Regions from separate parts of the Homo sapiens genome. Here region 2 is linked to region 1. A link is a loop called in an ENCODE intact Hi-C map of the cell type or tissue named here. Cell type or tissue: mammary epithelial cell. All regions are shown on one strand. Links, peaks and the distances in the headings refer to the core of each region. The heading gives the core; the rest is flanking DNA. Region 1 has its middle 51 kb from the start of FRMD3-AS1. Region 2 overlaps FRMD3-AS1 (FRMD3 antisense RNA 1).

Region 1 (11,808 bases), core at 3,980-6,479:
TTGAAGAAGATAACAGAAACTTTTATTTAAAAAGAAGTTCACATAAAAAAATTACATTCTTCAGAAAACTGCTGGAGATGGTATTACAGAAAGACACAAAATAATTAAAGAATGTGACTGTGTAGGCAAGACTATAATTTTTGTCCTTTATTTGGTAAATACAGATATAAATTAGTATTTACCAAAAATCTTGTTGGGAAATCGTTTTTGAATGAAAATATTTTGCAGGTCTACAAATATAAAAATTAATTTGTAGCTATAGGACTTCTGGCTTCCAGTCCAGTATGTAGAAAGTTTGAAAGTCACTACTCCATCCAAACAATAAGTAGAAAGCTGAAAGACTGAAAAACCAACAATTCTTCTTAGGTCTGTATGAGAGGTGAGGACACAGGGAACACTGCTGCCCCAAAGACTGAAGAGAGAGGCAAGTATAGAGAGTCCCAGCTTCTTCCAGTAGACACTCATGAGCAGAAACCACAGCAGGAACCACTGCCAGGCAGGAAAATCTGAACTGTAATTGGCAAATTGCTGGCAGCTCAGTGTAGACAAGGCTGAGGATTAAAAATAACTCCAGGGGACCCAGTCAAAGGGGAGCCCCCACACATGGTTGAACTTTACCTCCAGGAACTTGACAAGGTTCTCACAGTAAATATCAAAGAAAAATACCCTTGTGCTTCAATTAGAAGAAGGGGAAATGTAACCATTTTGAAATATGCCAGTGTACTCTGTTCTTAGCAAGGTCTGCCCACAGGAGAAACTATTTAACCAGAACCTAAACTAATATTGTTTTACCAGAGCCTAAGTGACCTGGGAGAAAAGAAATACCCAACTCCAGCCCACTGTTTCCATCCTATTCCACCTAAGGAGAAGGAAAAATACTTATGAACACTTGTACAATCCACAGTCCATAGGCATGGCCTCATAAAAGACTGAAACCTAATAGTAGGACAATAAAGCACTTATCCCCCAACACACATACACCTAATCACCACATGACTAAAGGCATGTCTACAGTAGTTCCTTTTACCCAGTAACTCATGTCCAGGTATCAAGAAAAAACGACAAGACTTACAAAAAGACATCACACATAGTTTGAAGAGACAGAACTAGACTCAGAAATGGCAGGGATGTAGGAATTATCAGATTGGTAATATAAAACAACAATGATTAATATGATAAGGGCTCTACTGGATAAAGTAGACAGCATGCAAGAACCAATGGGCAACATAAACAAGAAGATGAAAATTCTAAGACAACCAAAGAGAAATGCTAGAGATCAAAAACACTGAAACAGAAATGAAGAATGCCTTTGATGGGTATGAATAGACTGGAAACTGCTGAAGGGAAAATCTCTGAGAATATCTCAATCAATGCTTCCAAAACTGAACATCAAAGAGAAAACATACCAAAAACAAAGACAACAGAGTATTCAAGAACTGTGGAACAACTACAAAGTGTGGAATGTCTTGTAAAGGGAATACCAGAAGGAGAAGAAAAAGAGAAAGGAGTAGAAGAAATATTTTAAACAATAATGACTGAGAATTTCCCCAAAGTAATGTCATAACAAATTACAGATTCAGGAGGCTCAGAGAACACCAAGAAAATAAATGCTGAAAAAATTACACCTAGATATATCATTTTTAAACTACAGAGAATCAAAGAAAAAGAAAACACTATTTTAAAAAAACAGAGAAAACAAATCTTACTTGAGAGGAAAAAAAAAAAACCCTACCAACCTAGAATTCTGTAACCTACAAAACTATCCTTCAAAAATGAAGGAGAAATAAAGACTTTCTCAGACAAACAAAAATTGAGTGGATTTGTTTTCAGTAGAGCTGCCTTTTAAGAAATGTAAAAGAAGTCACGTAGAATAGAGAGAAGGAAAATTGTATATGTCAGAAACCTATATCTATCTACATAAAGAAAGGATGAGCATCAGAGGAGGAAAAAATGAAGATAAAATAAAATTTTATTTTTCTTATTCTTAATTGACCTAACAGATAATAGTCCGTTCAAAAAAATAATAGCGACAACGTATTCAAATATATATATTTGTATATGTGTGTATATATATATATATATATATATATATGTGTGTGTGTGTGAAATTAATGACAGCAATGATATAAGGGATGGGAGGGAGAAATTAGTATCATTTTATTATAAGGTACTCACACTACTTGTAAGGTTTATAGTGTTTTTTGAAGGTGGACATGGATTAGTTGTAAATGTATATTGCAATGTCTAGAGCAACTAATTTTAAAAGTTAAAGAAATGAAGCATAATTGGTTTACTAAGACAGGAGAAAAAATCAAATTAGAACCACCAAGGAAAAAAAAAAAGAAGGCAAAACAGGAACAAACAAAAATGGTAACAGACAATGGTAACACATATGGGAAATACAGTAATATCAGTAACTTTAAACATCAATGATCTAAATGTACCAATTAAAAGAGATTGTCAGAAATATCAAGAAACATACTTTAAATATAAAGATGCAAATTGATTAAAACTAAACAAATGGAGAAAAATATACCATGTTCATACTAATCAAAGGAAGTTGGAGTAGCTATATTAATTTTGGACAGAGTAGATGACAGAGCAATAAAAGTTATCATGAATATAAAAGGACATTGCATAATGATAAAGGGGTCGATAACAGGAAGACATAACAATCTTTAATGTATATGTGCCTAACATCAGAGAATCAAAATACATAAGGCAAAAACTGACAGAACTACGAGGAAAAAAAATAAATGAATCCATTATTATAGTTGGAGACTTCAACACCCCTATATTACTATTTAACAGATCCATCAAATGGAAAATCAGTATGGACATAAACTCAACAACACCACCATCAATTGACTGGATATAATGGACATTTGTTAACTACTTCACTTAACAACAGCAGAATACACATTCTTCTCAAGCACATGTGGGACATTCACCAAAAACAGATCATATTCTGGGCCATAGAACATACCTTAATACATTTAAGAGAATAGAAATCATACAATGTTTGCTCTCAGGCCACAAAGGAATTAAACCAGAAATTAATAACAGAAAGACAGCCAGGAAATCCCAAGTCTCAGAGATTGCATAACACATTTATAAATATCCACTGGTCTAAGAAGAAATCTCAAGAGATGCTCTAAAATATTTGAAACGGAATGAAAATGAAAAGACAACTTATCAAATTTTGTTAGCCACAAAGCAGTAGAAGGAAATTTATATTAATAGCATTGTAGGCTTATATTAGAAATGAAGAAATCTAAAATCAATTATCTAAGCTCCCATCTTAGGAAACCAGACAAAGAGGAGGAAATTAAAGCCAAAGTAAGGAAAACACACGAAATCATAAAAATTAGAGCAAGAATCAATGAAATTAACAATGGGAAATCAATACAGAGAATCAATGAAACCAAAAGCTGGTTCTGTGAAAACTTCAGTACAATAGATAAGCCTCTACCCAAAATAACTAAGAAAAAAGTGAGATGACACACAATACTAATATCAGAAATGAAATGAAAGAGGGGACATCACTACAGGTTGCATAGACATTAAAAGGATAATCAATAAATACATTTTTTTAAAAACCCTATGGCCACAAATTTGATAACCTAGATGAAATGGGCCAATTCCTTGAAAGACACAATCTGTCAAAACTCACACAGGAAAAATTGGGTAATCTGAATAGTCTTATACTTATTAAAGAAATATAATCAATAGTTTATAATCTTCTGAAAGAGAAAACTTCAGGTCAAGATGGGTTTATCTGTGAATTCTACCAAACATTGAACAGAGAAAATATACAAATCCTCTATAATCTGTTTCAGAAGATAGAAGCAGAGGAAATTCTTTTTAATTCATTCTATAAGGCCAGCATTGTCCTAATAACAAAACTAGACAAAGACATTACAAGAAATGAAAACTACAGACCAATAGTTCTAATGAACATAGCTGCGAAAGTCCCCGACAAAATATCACCAAACTGGATACAGCAATGTATTTAAAAAATTATACACTACAACCAAGTGGAATTTTTCTAGGTATGCAAGGCTGGGAAATCCAGGTACAGACACACTAGGAGAAAGAAGCCTGTGTCTCCTGGCAAGAACTCTTAATTACACTTGACACACAGGGTTGTCAATAGAGACTGAAAGTCACAAGAAAAGCACTATTACACCTTTAAGTCTTCTCTGAACAACCAACCAGAAAGACAAGTCCAGGGACTAGCTGAGGACTCACTCCCACGCTGACGTAGAACCCAGACAGCCGGGGTGTAAAATAACATGTGGCGGTACGGTTTCATTGGACAGAATACATACAACCTCTGAGTATATAGCAACTGTGCAGCTCCTTCTCCTTACCACCTACTGCACCCCCACCCCAGCCTGGTCACCTGACAGACTGACAGAGGAATGATTTATTTAGCTAGTGCAAAGCAAACACTTCTCCTGGCTGAGCTCTTAGGCAGAGAACTCACTCAGTGACCACCATTCACATTCGGCTGTAGTGCAGAGGAACCCAAGGCCACTGGCACACTCAGGTAGACCCCCAGTATCAAACCTCAGCACCACTAAACAGAGCAGATCTCTTTATCTTGTTTTACAGTGGAAACTGAGATCTAAGATATGAGACTTAAAGAAAGGGAATCTCTCTTTAAGGGTATGGGTTTAAAAGCAATAGGGCCTGGTTCCAGACTCTTTGAGGTGCAAATCCTAGGTTTGCCGTTTGCTAGCTATGTGATCTGGGAAAATTAATCTCCCTACTTCCATTTTCTCATCTGCAAGTGGGATCAAAGTAGCACTTTTTTTTTCAGAGCTTTTGTAAGGATTTAATTAGTTAATATACTTGAAAGGCTTAGAACAGTGCCTGACACAAAATCAGACTTTTGAGTCTCAAAATCAGGCAATTTAGGCAAAGTAAATAAGGAATGAGTAGATAACCTCAGAAAAAAAAAAATCTGGTATATTAGAAAGAAGACCAGGCTTGACCTGAGTGGGTGGAGACTGGCATTTCCTGCCTCTACCACAAGTTAGCCAATGTCTTGAGTAAATCACCTGAAGTCTTTAGGCCTTTTTTTTTTTTTTCAACTTGATCTAGCAATAGCAATCTCTACAGGAGTGCTATAAAAGCCCATGAGATGGAGACACCAGCACGTTGTAAACTAGTGTTCTACAGAGGTTGACTCTAAGCCTTCTTATTTCTTTTCTTTTGTAACAGTTTTATTGACATATAACTCACACACATATAACTCACTCATTAAATGCATACAATCAGAGGTTTTTGGTATTTTCACAGAGTTGTGCAACCATTACCATATCAATTTTGGAACATTTTTATCATCCTCCAGAAGAAACCCCATATTCTTCAGCAGTAATCCCATTCCTCACATTCCCCTGAGAATCCGGTAGCCATTCATCTACTTTCTGTCTATACAAATTTGCCTATTCTGGACATTTCATATAGATGGAATCATACAATGCATGATCTTTTGTGACTGGGCTCTCTGACAGCATAATGTTTTCAAGATTCATCATGTATCAGTACTTACCGCTTTTACTGCTGAAAGATATTCCATTATATGGAGTCATATACCACATTTTATTATGCACCCACCAGTTGATGATATTTGAATCACTTCTACTTTTTGGCTAACAAGAATAATGCCTCAATGGACATTCATGTACAAGTTTTTGTGTGGCATATGTTTTCAGTTCTCTTGAGTGTATACCTAGAAGTGGAACTGCTGGGTTGGTCAGATGGTTAATTCTGTTTAAAGTTGAGGAACTGCCAAAATATTTTTGAAAGAAGGGGCACCAGAATTCCTACTAGCAGTGAATGAGGGTCCCAATTTCTGCACATCCCTATCAACACTTGTTATGATTTATTTTTTATTGTAGCCAGCATAGTGGGTATGAAATGGTATTTCACTATGGTTTTGATTTACATTACTTTGATGTTTAATGATATGAGCATCTTTTCCTGTGCTTATTGGCCATTTGTGTGTCTTCTGTGGAGCAATGTCTATCCAGGTTATTTGACTACTTTAAATTGAGTTATTTGTGGTTTTTTTATTTTTATGGATACAGAATAATTGTAAATATTTATGAGGTACATGTGATATTGTGATACAACCATACAATGTGTAATGATCAAAACTGAGTAATTGGGATATCCATCACCTCATTTATCATTCGGCACAGCAAAGGAAACAATCAACAAAGTGAAGAGACAACCTATGGAATAAAAGGAAATATTTGCAAATCATCCATCTGATGAGGGATTAATAACCAGAATATATAAGGAACTCTAACAACTCAATAGCAAAAAAGCAAATACTCCAATTTAAAAATGGGCAGAAGATCTGAATAGATATTTCTCAAGAGAAGGCATACACATGCTATCAGGTATATGAAAAAATGCTTAACATCATTAATCATCAGGGAAATGCAAATCAAAATCACAATGAGATATCACCTCACCCCAGTTAAAATGGCTATTATTAAAGACAAAAGTGACAAACATTTGTCATTTATTTGTACTGGGGACATTTCAAGCCTTATCTTCTAGCTATTTTGAAATATGCAATAAATTATTGTTAACTATAGTCACCTTACTTTCCTAGTGAACACTGGATTTTATTCCTTCTATCTGCCTGTTTTCTTGTGCTCATTAACCAGCCCCTTTTTGTCTCATCCCTCCCTGCTGCCCTTCCTAGCCTCTGGCAACCACCATTCTATTTGCTACCTCCAAGAGATCATTTTTTTTTTAGCTCCTATGTGAGTGAGAGATCATTTTTTTAGCTCCTATGTGAGTGAGAACAAGCAATATTTGTCTTTCACTTAACATAATGTCCTCCAGTTCAATCCATGCTGCTGCAAATGACAGGGCTTCATTTTTTTATGGCTGAAAAATTTTCCATTGTGCGTATAAACCAAATTTTCTTTATCCATTCATTCACTGATAGACACTTAGGTTGATTTTATATCTTGACTATTGTGAATAGCACTGCAATAAACATGACAGTGCAAATAATATCTCTGATATACTGATTTCCATACACACACACACACACACACACACACACACACACACACACACACAGGAGTGGGATTGTTTGATCTTATACAGTAGCTCTATTTTTAGCTTTTTTAGGAACTTCCATACTGTTTTCCATAGTGGCTGTGCTAATTTACATTGCCACCAACGGTGTAGTGTATGAGCATTTCCTTTTCTCCATATCCTCGACAGCATTTGGGTTTTTGTTTGGTTGGTTTTTTTGTTTGTTTTGTTTGTTTGTTTGTTTTGTTTTTTGTTTTGTTTTTGGCTTTTGAATAATAGCCATTTTAACTCTGGGAAGATGATATCTCACTGTGGTTTTGATTTGCATCTCCTTAATGATTAGTGATGTTGAGCATTTTTTCATATACCTAATGGTCATTTGTATGTCTTCTTTTGGGAAATATCTATTCAGATCCTTTGCTCATTTTTAATTAGATTATTTATCATTTTGCTATTGAGTTGTTTGAGTTTCTTATATATTCTGGTTACTAGTCCATTGTCAGATTTCTTTTTATTTGTAGATTGTATCTTCACTTTGTTGATTGTTTCCTTTGTTGGGCATAAGCTTTTTAGCTTGATATAATCCCATTTGTCATTTTTTTCTTTTGTTGCCTGTGCTTCTAAGGTCTAACTCAAGAAATCTTTGCCCAGACCAATGTCCTGAAATGGTTCCCCAATATTTTCTTCAAGTAGTTTCCTAGCTTCAGGTCTTACATTTAAGTCTTTAATTTATTTTGATTTGATTTTTGGTTGTGGTGAGAGATAGAGGTCTAGTTTCATTCTTCTGAACATGGCTATCAGTTTTCACAGCACCTATTATTGAAGAGACTGTGCTTTCCCCAATGTATGTTATTGGCACCTTTGTCAAAATGAGTTGGCTATACATGTAAGGATTTATTTCTGGGATTTCTATTCTGTTGCATTGGTCTATGTGTCTGATTCTGTGCCAGTGCCATGCTGTTTTGGTTACTACAGCTTTGTAGTATATTTGAGGCAGGTAATGTGATGCCTCCAGCTTTGTTTTTATATTCAAGATTGCTTTGACCATTTGGGTCTTTTGAAGTTAAATACAAACTTCAGATTTAAAAATATATATATATTTATGTATGTCATTGGTATTTTGGAAAAGATTTCATTGAATCTATATATCTCTTTGTGTAGTATGGATGCTAAAAATATTAATTCTTCCACTCCATGAACCTGGCATATTTTTTCTTTTTTGTGTCCTCTTCAATTTCTTTCATCAGTGTTTTATAGCTTTCATTATAGAGATTTTTTATTTATTTGGTTAAGTTTATTCCTGGGTAATTTTTGGTAGCTATTGTACAATAAACAAGATTGCTTTCTTGATTTCTTTTTCGGATAGTTCACTATTAGCTAGTATAGAAACACTACTGATATCTGTACGTTAATTTTGTAGCCTCCAACTTTACTGGATTCCTTTACCAATTCTAACAGGTTTTTTTGGTGAAGTCTTTAGGATTTTTCTAAATATTAGATCATATTACCTGCAAACAATAATAATTTGACTTTTTCCTTTCCAATTTGGTTGCCTTTTCTGTCTTTCTTTTGTTTGATTGCTCTGGCTATGACTTCTGGTACTATGCTCAATAGGAGTAGTGAAAGTGAGCATCTTTGTCTTGTTCCAGATCTTAGATGAAAAGCTTTCAATTTTTCCCCATTCAGTGTGGTGCTAGATGTGAGTTTGTCATATGTGACCTTTATTGTTTTGAATATGTTCCTTCCATACCTAGTTTTTATCATGAAGAGATATTATCATGAAGAGATATTAAATTTCATTGAGTGATTTATGGTATTTATTGAAATGATTTAAATATATTTTGCCCTTGATTCTATTAATGTGATGTACCACATTTGTTGATTTGTGTATGTTGACCTATCCTTGCATTCCTGGGATGAACCCCACTTGATAATAATGAATAATCTTTTTAATGTGTGGTTGAATTCAATTTGCTGGTATTTTATTGAAGATTTTTGCAACTATGTTCATCAATGATATTGGCCTGTAGTTTTCTTTTCTGTTGTTGTTGTGTCTTTGTCTGGTTTTGGTATCAGAATGATGCTCACCTCACAAAAATGAGTTTGGAAGTATTTCTTCTTCCTCATTTTTCTGAGTTCCAGTAGAATTGGCATTAGTTCTTCTTGAAATGTTTAGTAGAATTCTAGCAGTGAAGGCATCAGGTCCTGGACTTTTCTATGATGGGAAAATTTTTATTACTGTTTCTTTTTATTCGTTACTGGTATGTTCAAGTGTTCTGTTTCTTCATATTTTAATCTTGGTAAGTTGTATGTGTCTAGGAACATATCCATGTCTTTTAGGTTTTGAAATGTATTGGCATATAGTTGCTCATAATAATCTCTAATGATACTTTGAATTTCTCCTTTATAGTATTTCCTTTGTTGTCTCTGGTTTTATTTAATTTGGGTCTTCTTTTTTCTTTGTTAGTCTAGTTAGTGGTTTATCAATTTTGTATGTTTTCAAAATGCCAACTTTTTGTTTCATTGAATCCTTTGTCCTTTTCTTAGTTTCTATTTTGTTTAGTTCTGCTCTGATCTGTATTCTTTTCTTCTACTAATTTTGGATTTGGTGTGTTCCTGATTTTCTAGTTTCTTGAGGTGTATCGTTAGGTTGTTTATTTGAAGTCTTTCTACTTTTTTGATGTAGGCATTTATTGCTATAAACTTGCCTGTTAGCACTGCTTTGTGTCATCCTATAGGTATGGTATGTTGTGTTTCCATTTTCACTTGTTTTAAGATATTTTTATTTCTTTTTTAATTTCTTCATGACCCGTTACTCATTCAGGAGCATGTTACTTTCTAGTTGTTTGTACAGTTTCTAAGGTTCATCTTCTTATCAATTTCTAGTTTTATTCCCTTCTTGTCAGAAAAGATGCTTGATACAGTTTCTATTTCTTTGAACTTGTTGAAATTGTTTTGTGGCCTTAAGAATTGGACTACTCTACATCTTTTAATTGGATAATTTAGTCCATTTCCATTTAACATTATTATTGATGGTAAGGACTTACTACTGTCATTTTGTTATTTTTTTTCTGGTTGTTTTGTATGTCTTCTCTTCCTTTCTTCCTTTCCTACTGTCTTCTTTTGTGGACAAGTGATTTTCACTGGTGGTATGTTTTCTTTTTCTTTCAGTATATCTATTAATGGGTTTTTGCTTTGTGCTTACCATGAAGCTTATAAAAACACATTATAGCTATAGCAAATTATTTTAACTGATGACACAATGAAAAGAAACAAATAATGAAAAAAACTTTAAAAATGTACACTAACTTCATTCCCCCATTTTCTGACTTTTTGTGTTTTATATCTTTTTATATTGTCTATCTCTTAAGAAATTGTAGTTATTATTTTTGATAGATTTCTCTTTTAGTTTTCATGCTAAAGATAGCAGTAGTTGATACATCACTATTGTGGCATTACAGTTTTATGAATTTGTCTGCAGATTGACTTTTACTAGTCACTTTTATCCCTTAAGATGATTTATTGTTGCACATTAGCATCCTTTTCTTCCAGATTGAAGAGCTCTCTTTAGCATTTCTTGTAAGATAAATTCCCTTAGCTTTTGTTTGTCTGGGAAAGTCTTTATCTCTCCTGCATGTTTGAAGTAGAGCTTTGCTGGATATAGTATACTTGGTTGAATGTTTTATTTCCTTCAGCGTTTTGAATCTGTCATCCTAATTTCTTCTGGCCTGTAAGGTTTCCACTGAGAAGTCTGCTGCCAGGTATATCAAAGCCCCTTTATATGTTATTTGCTTCTTTTCAATTGCTGTTTTTAGAGTCCTGCCATTTTCCTTAACCTTTGAGAGTTTGATTATTTTATGTCTCAGAGTAGTTTTATTTGGGTTGGATCTGATTGGTGTCTTGTTGCACCTGGATATTTATACCTTTCTCTGGGTTTGGAAAGTTGGTATTTCTTTGAAAAAAACTTTCTATCCCAACTTCTTTTTCTCACTACATCCTCTTTATGGCCACCGACTCAAGATTTTTCCCTTTTGAGGCTATTTTCTAGATTTTGTAAATGTACTTTATTCTTTTTCATTGTTTTTTCTCCTCTGACTGTGTATTTTCAAATAGTCTATCTTTCAGCTCACTAATTCCTTTCTTCTGCTTGATCAGTTTTGCTGCTGAGACATTCTGCTGCATTTTTCTGTTTTTCAATTTGATTTTTCAGCTCCAGGATATCTGTTTGATTTCCTTATTATTGTTTCAATCTCTTTGTTAAATTTCTTTGATAGCATTCTGAATTCCTTCTCTGTGTTATCTTGAAGTTCACTGAGCTTCCTCAAGGTAGCAATTTTGAATTCCCTGAGAGGTCACATGTCTCTGTCACTGCAGGATTTGTTACTGGTGCCTTATTTAGTCTGTTTGGTGATGTCATATTTTCCTGAAAGTTCTTGATGCTTGTGGACTTTTGTCCATTTCTGGCATAGAAAAGTTAGGTATTTATTTTAGTCTTCACAGCCTAGCCTTGTTTGTACCAATTCTTTAGAGGGCTGATTTTTCGTTCTTGATACGGTGTTTATTTATGTAGATAGTTGTTCAATTTGATGTTCCTGCAGGAAGTTTGCTTGCAGGAAGGTTCTATTTGGCCATCCTGTTCTGCCTCTCTCCCATCTTGAAATTATTAAGTGGTATGGGTTCTTTTTATATTCTATACACAAATCCAATACTAGATACATAATTTGAAAATATTTTCTG
Region 2 (11,808 bases), core at 5,535-8,034, 64 kb after region 1:
TTGGATTCCTAGGTATTTTATTCTCTTTGAAGCAATTGTGAATGGGAGTTCACTCATGATTTGGCTCTCTGTTTGTCTGTTGTTGGTGTATAAGAATGCTTGTGATTTTTGTACATTGATTTTGTATCCTGAGACTTTGCTGAAGTTGCTTATCAGCTTAAGGAGATTTTGGGCTGAGACAATGGGGTTTTCTAGATAAACAATCATGTCGTCTGCAAACAGGGACAATTTGACTTCCTCTTTTTCTAATTGAATACCCTTTATTTCCTTCTCCTGACTAATTGCCCTGGCCAGAACTTCCAACACTATGTTGAATAGGAGTGGTGAGAGAGGGCATCCCTGTCTTGTGCCAGTTTTCAAAGGGAATGCTTCCAGTTTTTGCCCATTCAGTATGATATTGGCTGTGGGTTTGTCATAGATAGCTCTTATTACTTTGAAATACATCCCATCAATACCTAATTTATTGAGAGTTTTTAGCATGAAGCGTTGTTGAATTTTGTCAAAGGCTTTTTCTGCATCTATTGAGATAATCATGTGGTTTTTGTCTTTGGCTCTGTTTATATGCTGGTACATTTATTGATTTGCGTATATTGAACCAGCCTTGCATCCCAGGGATGAAGCCCACTTGATCATGGTGGATAAGCTTTTTGGTGTGCTGCTGGATTCGTTTTGCCAGTATTTTATTGAGGATTTTTGCATCAATGTTCATCAAGGATATTGGTCTAAAATTCTCTTTTTTGGTTGTGTCTCTGCCCGGCTTTGGTATCAGAATGATGCTGGCCTCATAAAATGAGTTAGGGAGGATTCCTTCTTTTTCTGTTGATTGGAATAGTTTCAGAAGGAATGGTACCAGTTCCTCCTTGTACCTCCGGTAGAATTCGGCTGTGAATCCATCTGGTCCTGGACTCTTTTTGGTTGGTAAACTATTGATTATTGCCACAATTTCAGCTCCTGTTATTGGTCTATTCAGAGATTCAACTTCTTCGTGGTTTAGTCTTGGGAGAGTGTATGTGTCGAGGAATTTATCCATTTCTTCTAGATTTTCTAGTTTATTTGCGCGGAGGTGTTTGTAGTATTCTCTGATGGTAGTTTGTATTTCTGTGGGATTGGTGGTGATATCCCCTTTATCATTTTTTATTGTGTCTATTTGATTCTTCTCTCTTTTTTCTTTATTAGTCTTGCTAGCGGTCTATCAATTTTGTTGATCCTTTCAAAAAACCAGCTCCTGGATTCATTAATTTTTTGAAGGGTTTTTTGTGTCTCTATTTCCTTCAGTTCTGCTCTGATTTTAGTTATTTCTTGCCTTCTGCTAGCTTTTGAATGTGTTTGCTCTTGCTTTTCTAGTTCTTTTAATGGTGATGTTAGGGTGTCAATTTTGGATCTTTCCTGCTTTCTCTTGTGGGCATTTAGTGCTATAAATTTCCCTCTACACACTGCTTTGAATGCGTCCCAGAGATTCTGGTATGTTGTGCCTTTGTTCTCGTTGGTTTCAAAGAACATCTTTATTTCTGCCTTCATTTCGTTATGTACCCAGTAGTCATTCAGGAGCAGGTTGTTCAGTTTCCATGTAGTTGAGCGGTTTTGAGTGAGATTCTTAATCCTGAGTTCTAGTTTGATTGCACTGTGGTCTGAGAGATAGTTTGTTATAATCTCTGTTCTTTTACATTTGCTGAGGAGAGCTTTACTTCCAAGTATGTGGTCAATTTTGGAATAGGTGTGGTGTGGTGCTGAAAAAAATGTATATTCTGTTGATTTGGGGTGGAGAGTTCTGTAGATGTCTATTAGGTCTGCTTGGTGCAGAGCTGAGTTCAATTCCTGGGTATCCTTATTGACTTTCTGTCTCGTTGATCTGTCTAATGTTGACAGTGGGGTGTTAAAGTCTCCCATTATTAATGTGTGGGAGTCTAAGTCTCTTTGTAGGTCACTCAGGACTTGCTTTATGAATCTGGGTGCTCCTGTATTGGGTGCATATATATTTAGGATAGTTAGCTCTTGTTGTTGAATTGATCCCTTTACCATTATGTAATGGCCTTCTTTGTCTCTTTTGATCTTTGTTGGTTTAAAGTCTGTTTTATCAGAGACTAGGATTGCAACCCCTGCCTTTTTTTGTTTTCCATTTGCTTGGTAGATCTTCCTCCATCCTTTTATTTTGAGCCTATGTGTGTCTCTGCACGTGAGATGGGTTTCCTGAATACAGCACACTGATGGGTCTTGACTCTTTATCCAATTTGCCAGTCTGTGTCTTTTAATTGGAGCATTTAGTCCATTTCCATTTAAAGTTAATATTGTTATGTGTGAATCTGATCCTGTCATTATGATGTTAGCTGGTTATTTTGCTTGTTAGTTGATGCAGTTTCTTCCTAGTCTCGATGGTCTTTACATTTTGGCATGATTTTGCAGTGGCTGATACTGGTTGTTCCTTTCCATGTTTAGAGCTTCCTTCAGCAACTCTTTTAGGGCAGGCCTGGTGGTGACAAAATCTCTCAGCATTTGCTTGTCTGTAAAGTATTTTATTTCTCCTTCACTTATGAAGCTTAGTTTGGCTGGATATGAAATTCTGGGGTGAAAATTCTTGTCTTTAAGAATGTTGAATATTGGCCCCCACTCTCTTCTGGCTTGTAGGGTTTCTGCTGAGAGATCCGCTGTTAGTCTGATGGGCTTCCCTTTGAGGGTAATCCGACCTTTCTCTCTGGCTGCCCTTAACATTTTTTCCTTCATTTCTACTTTGGTGAATCTGACAATTATGTGTCTTGGAGTTGCTCTTCTCAAGGAGTATCTTTGTGGTGTTCTCTGTATTTCCTGAATCTGAACATTGGCCTGCCTTGCTAGATTGGGGAAGTTCTCCTGGATAATATCCTGCAGAGTGTTTTCCAACTTGGTTCCATTCTCCCCATCACTTTCAGGTACACCAATCAGACGTAGATTTGGTCTTTTCACATAGTCCCATATTTCTTGGAGGCTTTGCTCATTTCTTTTTATTCTTTTTTCTCTAAACTTCCCTTCTCGCTTCATTTCATTCATTTCATCTTCCATTGCTGGTACCCTTTCTTCCAGTTGATCGCATCAGCTCCTGAGGCTTCTGCATTCTTCACATAGTTCTCGAGCCTCGGTTTTCAGCTCCATCAGCTCCTTTAAGCACTTCTCTGTATTGGTTATTCTAGTTATACATTCTTCTAGATTTTTTTCAAAGTTGTCAACTTCTTTGCCTTTGGTCTGAATGTCCTCCCGTAGCTCAGAGTAATTTGATCGTCTGAAGCCTTCTTCTCTCAGCTCGTCCAAGTCATTCTCCATCCAGCTTTGTTCCCTTGCTGGTGAGGAACTGCGTTCCTTTGGAGGAGGAGAGGTGCTCTGCTTTTTAGAGTTTCCAGTTTTTCTGTTCTGTTTTTTCCCCATCTTTGCGGTTTTATCTACTTTTGGTCTTTGATGATGGTGATGTACAGATGGGTTTTCGGTGTGGATGTCCTTTCTGTTTGTTAGTTTTCCTTCTAACAGACAGGACCCTCAGCTGCAGGTCTGTTGGAATACCCTGCCCTGTGAGGTGTCAGTGTGCCCCTGCTGGGGGGTGCCTCCCAGTTAGGCTGCTCGGGGGTCAGGGGTCAGGGACCCACTTGAGGAGGCAGTCTGCCGGTTCTCAGATCTCCAGCTGCGTGCTGGGAGACCCATGGCTCTCTTCAAAGCTGTCAGACAGGGACATTTAAGTCTGCAGAGGTTACTGCTGTCTTTTTGTTTGTCTGTGCCCTGCCCCCAGAGGTGGAGCCTACAGAGGGAGGCAGGCCTCCTTGAGCTGTGGTGGGCTCCACCCAGTTCCAGCTTCCCAGCTGCTTTGTTTACCTGAGCAAGCCTGGGCAATGGCAGGCGCCCCTCCCCCAGCCTCGCTGCCACCTTGCAGTTTGATCTCAGACTGCTGTGCTAGCAATCAGCGAGACTCCGTGGGCGTAGGACCCTCCGAGCCAGGTGCCGGATATAATCTCATGGTGCGCTGTTTTTTAAGCCGGTCAGAAAAGCACAGTATTCAGGTGGGAGCGACCCGATTTTCCAGGTGCCGTCCGTCACCCCTTTCTTTGACTCGGAAAGGGAACTCCCTGACCCCTTGCGCTTCCCAAGTGAGGCAATGCCTCGCCCTGCTTCGGCTCACGCACGGTGCGCGCACCCACTGACCTGCGCCCACTGTCTGGCACTCCCTAGTGAGATGAACCCGGTACCTCAGATGGAAATGCAGAAATCACCCTTCTTCTGCGTCGCTCACGCTGGGAGCTGTAGACCGGAGCTGTTCCTATTCGGCCATCTTCATTTCCTCGCTATTTCTAACGCATCTGCAGTGCTTGTCCCCGCTGAAGTCTTGAACTCAAAGTCATTCAGGATGATTGGAATCCACGTCTTCCAAATTTATGTTAATGTTGACAATTTGATCTCCTTTCATGAGTCACAATGTTCATTTTTGTTATTATTTTTATTTTAGATTCAGGGGTACATGTGTAGGTTTGTTACATGGATATATTGTATAATGGTGAAGTTTGGGCTTCAAGTGAACAAATCACCCAAATATTGAACATTCTACTCAATAGGTATAACCCATGAAATCAACCCTCACCAACCCCTCTTCCACCCTCCCCCATTTTGGAAACCCTAGTGTTTGTTGTTTCCAAATTTATGTGCATGTGTACCCATTGTTTAGCTCCCACTTGTAAGTGAGAAGACACAGTATTTGATTTTCTGTTTCTGAGTTATTTCACCTAGGATAATGGCCTCCAGCTCCATCCATGTTGCTGCAAAGGGCATAAGTTCATTCTTTTAGAAAGCTGTATAGTATTCCATGGTTTCTATATACCACATTTTCTTTATCCAATCAAACATTGATGGACACTTAGGTTGATTCCATGACTTTGCTATTGATGAACATAAATATTCTCAGTGGCATCTAGAATGGTAAATCCTTTCCAGAAGCTTTTCCATTTATCCAGATCCATCAGTGGAATCACTATCCATGGAAACTATAGCCTTCCAAAGTTTATTTATTAAATAATAAGACTTGGAATTCAAAATTACTCCTTAATCAATGGGCTACAGAATGGATGTGATGTTAGCAGGCAAGAAAACAACACTGATCTCCTTGTACATCTCCATCAGAGCTCTTGGGCGACCAAGTGCATTGTCAATTAACAGTAATATTTTTTAAAGAAATCTTCTTTTCTGAGCAGTAGGTCTCAACCGTGTGCTTAAAATATTCAGTGAGACATGATGAAAACAGATGTGCTCTCATCCAGGCTTTGTTGTTCCATTTATAAAGCACAGGCAGAGCAAATTTAGCATAATTCTTAAGGGCTCTAAGGATTTTCTAAATGGTAAACAGACATTGGATTCAACTTAAGGTCACCAGCTGCATTAGCCCCTAACAAGAGAGTCAGCCTGTCCTCTGAAGGTTTGAAATCAGGTATTGATTTCTCCTCTCTACCTGTGAAAGTTCTAGATGGCATCTTCTTCCAATAGATGACTGTTTTGTCTACATTGAAAATTGGTTGTTTAGTGTAGCCACCTTCATCAATGACCTTAGCTAGAGATCAATAACACTTGCTGCTTCACCTTGCACATTTATGTTATGGAGGCGGCTTCTTCAACTTCATGAATCAAACCATTGTTAGTTTTCAACTTTTCTTCTTCAGCTTCTGCGCCCCTCTCAGCCTTCATAGACTTGAAGATCTAGGTCCTTGCTCTGGATCAGGTTTTGGCTTAAGGGAATGTTGTGGCTGGTTTGACCTTCTATCCAAAACACTAAAACTTTTTCCATCTCAGCAGTAAGGCTGTTTTGCTTTCTTATCATTAGTATGTTCACTGGAGTAGCACTTGCAATTTTCTTTAAGAACTTTTTCTGTGCATTCACAACTTGGCTAACTGGTGCAAGAGGCCTAGCTATTGGCCTATCTCAGTTTTCAACATGTCTTCACCACTAGGCCTAATCATTTCTAGCTTTTGTTTTAAAGTGAGAGATGTGTAACTCTTCCTTACACTTGAACACTTAGAGAGGCCATTGTAGGGTAATTACTTGGCCTAATTTCAATATTGCTGTATCTCAGGGAATAGGGAGGCCTGGGGCAAAGGAGAAAGATGGGGGAACAGCTGGCAGCTGGTCAGTGAGGCAGTCAAGACACATACAACATTTACTAATTAAGTTCACTGTCTTCTGGGGGTTTGGTTCGTGGTTCCCCAAAACAACTACAATGGAACATCGAAGATCATCGATCACAGACAACCATAACAGATACAATACTAATGAGAAAATTTGAAATATTGTGAGAATTACCAAAATGTGACACAAAGACACCAAGTGAGCACATGCTATTGGAAAAATGGCGCCGACAGACTTATTGACGCAGGGTGTGCCTTCAAAGTAAAAAACAACAATATCTGCAAAGCACAATAAAGCAGAGCACAGTGGAATGAAGCATGTCTGTAAAGGAAACCTGTATGCAAGCAAAGAGGCAGAGATCAAAGGGAGCCAGTCCTACTTAAATAGAAAGTAATGTCTAAGAAGAAGATAGGGCACATGCCTTTCTCTTGTCCTTGGAGCTATTTATGGAGCTCCCCCTGGAGGAAGATAGGGCACATGCCTTTCTCTTGTCCTTGGAGCTATTTATGGAGCTCCCCCTGGAGGAACGTAGACTCTTTCCTTCAAGCTAGAATTAGCATGTCTGCAAAAGGATTTAGATGATCTGCTGCTGGTGGAGGAGTAGAGCAGTCCATGTGGACTCCCATGAAGGGAGCAATTTGCACCCAACTTAAATTTGATCTGGACACAACAAGCCAAACTTTTGGAAACTTAATCCTTTGGCAGGACCTGTGGGCTAGGGGCCCAAGACATGATGGGCATGCTGTTTAGAGAAGCCAAAAATCAGCAGTTGAAAAGAGAAACTGACTTTTGTTGCAGTTGGAACTAAAGCAACGGGCCACACCAAGAGGCCAATGGGATGGCCAACAGCTGGGTCCCAGGGACAAGATTCTGAGGCTGTGCGTCAGAAGAATTGGATGCTTGCAGCCAACTAGGATACATAAAATAGTAGAATGGAGAAGTCATGTGCCAGAGTAAATAGGGTCTTCCTAAAATGAGAGCCTCTCCTGCCATAGGGGATGTTAGAGGTAGGCATTTGGTAGCAGCAGAAAGCCTGGGATCAAGACAGATAGGTGTATTTTCATTGTGAAAAACTATAAAGCAGAACACTCTGAGAGACCCTCTGCTTAGTCCTTCTGCCCCACATTGAAGGACTTAGCATTATTCCAATTCTGAAAAATTAAAATCCAAAGTTAGCATTGGTTATTCCTGGGGAGTAAGATTATGGGTGGTTTTTATTTTGCTCTTTGTAACTTTCTTTACCAATTCTTTATCAAGCCTACTGCCATGGATCTGGATTCTTTTCATCATCAATTGTTTTAATTGGAAAGAAGGCAGAGCCTTTTTTGTAATGAAAGACCCAAATGAAGTGAATTTTAGAGAATAAGTTATAGAAATGTCTGGCCTTTTGTGTGTGTGTGTGTGTGTGTGTGTGTGTGTGTGTGTATCTGTACACACATACATAGAAAGAGAGAAAAACAGAAAGGCAAAGAACATTCCACTTCAGGAAGACTTAGCACAGTCCGGAGAAACTATCCCATGGAAGAGGAAGGAAGTTTTAGGGCTGATTGAACCCTCTGAAAAAGTGCCAATAGGGAAAAATATTTGAAGATGGCCTTGGCTATGTTTTCTATTCTATGGTCTTCTATATCACTTCTCCAACTCATGGGAACCAACTCACACTGGAAGACACAGAAGCTAAATTTGACTATGCTCTCTATCCCCCTAAATTCCCTCCTTTGGTACATTCCCTTTTCCAAAACCTTCCCTATAATTCCTTCTGCTTAAAATCACTTCCTCCACCGAAGAATATGTTTACCAAGCTCCTTGTTCAAGGCAGGGACACCTTTATAGAATATCTTTCCTAGGCCCCATAGTTGACTGAATCTCTGAGACCCAGGTTAGCCTTCTACCAACAATCCTGACCACATGCTCAGCAGCATGGCGGCCACTGGAATAGGAATCACTGGTATGTCCCTGCCCCACTACTGCCCTAGCTTGGGCCTTCCTCCCCTCCTTCAGATAGCTCTGCCACCCCCACTCCCCCTCTCCTCTGCAGCTCAATTTAAAGGCCAGAGCAGGTAAGGTCTGCAGCAGCGTCCCAGTGGATAGATCTGAAAACTGGAGGGCACAAGGCTTCTCTGCCCCCCTACCCACATAATCCACTACCTAATTGACCCTTACTCTGTGGACAGAAGGCCTATCTGGCTATTGCAGCTTCCCCAGTACCACCGATGTCCATTCTGCCTCTGTTAGGGCTCCCTCCTGCTGTTCCATACTCTGTGCCCAGGAGGGCTGTCCTGTGCGTTCGGTCCACAATGGCCCCTTTCTGTTCTTCAGGCATTCCATCATGCTCCCCCTCAACCCTGGATGCCAATCCTCCACATGCCCACACAGTTAACTCCCGCACCCCCAAGGTTATTTTTCAACCCTCACCCCTGACTTCTGGCATCCCCCATTTTGGAATCCCCAGTGTCTATTGTTTACAACTTTATGTCCATATGTACCCATTGTTTAGCTCCCATTTACAAATGAGAACATACAGTATTTGATTTTCTGTTTCTGAGTTATTTTACTTAGAATCATGGTCTCTACCTCACTGAAAAAGAGAGGCCTCCCCAATCACATGCCCCAGCACTTCTTTTCCCCATCCTCACTTATTATTTCTCTTTTGCATTTATCACTATCTGATACTTTTCTTGTGTATTTTTTATGTAATGCTTTTCTTAGGAATTTCTTATTTAGTTACTGTCTGTATCCTCCCACTAGAATTTAAGCTCCATGATAGCTAGGATTTTTATCTGCTTATTCACTGTTACATGTTTTACACCCAATGGGGAATATATATATATATATATGGAGAGAGAGAGAGAGAGAGAGAGAAAGAGAGAGAGATCAGTAGCCCAGCTTCTGATCTGTTTTGTTTGTACTTTTCACTCATTTTCACACAGTGACACTGACTGCCGGGTAACTGTCTCTCAGGACATTTGTGCTTTGAGTCTCTGCAACTCTGGACCATCTCTGCAGGCTAAAAGATGTGCCTGTTGCTAAGAGGAGGAGCCCTGCAGCAGGAATCCGGTGCCAGCTGACCTGGAACAACCTGATCTCCAGAAAGCATCCCTGTTATACTCAAATGGGCCTTCCAGATGAGCCCTGTAAGGATATGCATGATAGCAAAAGCTCAGGACAGCCTTTTTATGTTACTGTTGTTCTTAACTTTTGACTTACTCCCTTTAGGGATCCAGCCTTTACTGTTGTTCTTAACTTTTGACTTATTCTCTTTAGGGATCCAGCCTTTCTTTGACTATGAACCTAAACGTAAGAAAGAGAAGTTTCTTGACTCCCTAAAAACGAGTCATAATGCTTTCTGAAACTGAGTCTCTTCTGCTTCTGGAAACTGAGTCTTAGTGCAAAGAAATCCCTCTGTATTTTCTTGATTTCCATCTTGATTCTCTATTTTAAAGATAAAATAGCTGTTGCTTTGTGTCTGTGTAGAGTGTGGCAAAAAGAGAGGAAACAGAAAAAGATAAAAGGACCATCTCTCTCACTTTTAAAATCTCTTTTCCTTAAGGTATCCTTGAATATCTCTCTTCATTATGCCCTAAAACATTTTCCCTGCAATTGATGCTATCCAGCCAGTGTTTTTTTAGTAGCACCTATAATTCAAATGCATATAATCCAGAATCCAGCCCTAACTTCACACCTGAGTTTCTAGACCAACTAAACATCCCACAGGTACTTCAGGCTCACTAGATCCAAGTCTAACTCATTATCTTTGTACCAAAACAGTATTTTTTAATTAAAATTTTAAAAAAAATAATTATAAATAAAAAACACTGGCTCTATTGGAACTGAGCCTGGCTAATGACATTGTCTTTTCCCACTCACCCAAACTAGGCATTTAAAAATCAAACTTGACTCCCCCACTCTGACTCTATGCCAATTCTATCAGTCGCTGAGTCACTGTTTGACCCTACTCCAAGCTTTCCAATCTTCTCAGGAACCATGCTGATATCAAGACTGTGTCCTGTGGAATATCTAATATATGTGACACCCGGAGGAGTCATTTTTTAACACCTCCCTTCTCTATACAACAAAATTATTTTCAATAATGGCCATGAGTATGATGATAATTATGTCTTTATAATACGTGTAATTGACAATATCATACATAATTATGGATTATATATATACACAAATAATGCTCAGAAAAACAAAGCAGTGAAAATGTTCTATTAAACTATGTATAATCTTATATATAATTATATAAGTTTCTAAAATAAAAGGAAATGCCTACAACTATTTTTTATTAATTTTTATATCCACCTAAATGGCTGAACTTTGATCCTTTGGTTACAGTCTGATATATTAATATTTACGTAAATGACAGTCCAATAACTAGGTTTAAATAAAACTAAAATGTCTGCAGAAGTATAGTTTAGGCAATTACATTTTAAATTTTTTTAAATGAGATGGACTCTTGCTATGATGCGCAGGCTGATCTCAAACTCCTGAGCTCAAGCCATGCTCCCACCTCGGCCTCCAAAAGTGCTGGGATTACAGGCATGAGCCACTGCGCCCGACCTAATTTAGGCAATTACTAATGTGAGATTTTGTTTTCTTATTTGTTCTTTTGTTTGAAGACAAATAATTAACAATTAAAAAGAATACATTGCAATTTTAAAATGTTATCATATTCAGAAAATATGTATGAAATAAAATTTGCACTTATAAAACAAAAATATTACACTTCATAGTTGGCAAACATTTTAAATTTTAAATTAAAAAATTTTTAAATTGTGATTGAGTCACACTGAATGGTGAAATTAAATGAATTCAAATCCTGTTTCTTCATCTTTGCAATCACTGTGCTATCATTGTTTCTTTCTAATCTACATAGAAATAGGTCTCACCACAGGGGTTGAAGATTCAACTGCACCCAAAGCAAGATCCAGTGTTTCCAAACTGTTAGGAGCTCTTGAAATGGATGTGGGTAACCAAGGCTATTGTGCCAAGGGTTCTGAGAATCAACTTCCACATCGAACATTTATCAAAAGGTAAATAGCACAGGACAGAGGACCAGAAAAAAGAAAGTCACGCAGAGAAAGAAATCAGGAGACCTTGCATTTGTAACTTGACTATACATTTGCAATATACTCCCTACTTTGAACAACTTAGAAAAAAACATTTCTTTCTTACAAACACAGTTTCCTCCTGAAAGGAATTTTGATGTATTCTATTTTCTGATGTCTTACTATTTTGGATGTGTATCCACGTTATAGGCAACGAGATGTTTTGTTTATAAATAAATGTAGAAGAAAAATAGATGTTTTTTAGAAGCAAATTCTGGTTCTTGTTATATCTTCTGAAACTTCCAAATCCAATTTTGTTATGCATTGCCACCATGATGCTATTACTTCAGTAGAACAGGATGTCCTCAAAGAGTGAAATGGTTACGATGAGTCTAGAATGACCTGGAGGTGCCAGATTATGGGCCTTAACTCCTAGCATTTCTCAAGTAGTTACTACATGTCCAAGACTTTGCTAAGGGATTTGCAAATTCTAACTTATTTTTAAATTCCATAACAGCTCTGAGATAAGTGCTGTAGTTAAACATAATTTTAAAGATGAGGATGCCAAGAATTCAAGAGATCAAATGAGTTACCTAAAGTTACACCTAAGAAGAGCAGGAAAGCTGAGACCAG

Evidence for each region. A loop is a pair of places that touch in the nucleus more often than their neighbours do. Peaks named below come from ENCODE experiments on the same cell type or tissue, not always from the same donor. Only the 100,000 strongest peaks of a DNase experiment are listed, where the experiment ranks them.
Region 2: a loop joins it to region 1, with 14 times the contacts of the local background. A loop is called at or near these places in 2 of 110 quality-filtered maps.

What each region holds. Positions count from the first base shown.
Region 1 is chr9:83,162,283-83,174,090 of GRCh38, forward strand. It overlaps a transcript of RASEF not described here. Among named protein-coding and RNA genes, the nearest start is that of FRMD3-AS1, 51 kb to the right of the region's middle. In mammary epithelial cell, for the core only: a CTCF peak has its summit at 5,136; a DNase peak (open chromatin) is centred at 5,069; H3K27ac peaks cover 380 bases.
Region 2 is chr9:83,224,662-83,236,469 of GRCh38, forward strand. FRMD3-AS1 (FRMD3 antisense RNA 1) reads left to right here. Exons shown (of 3, transcript NR_184120.1): 2 at 9,055-9,258. Among named protein-coding and RNA genes, the nearest start is that of FRMD3-AS1, 11 kb to the left of the region's middle. RefSeq lists an enhancer at 3,107-3,808. In mammary epithelial cell, for the core only: a CTCF peak has its summit at 6,623 (motif pointing left); no DNase peak of the experiment used is centred there.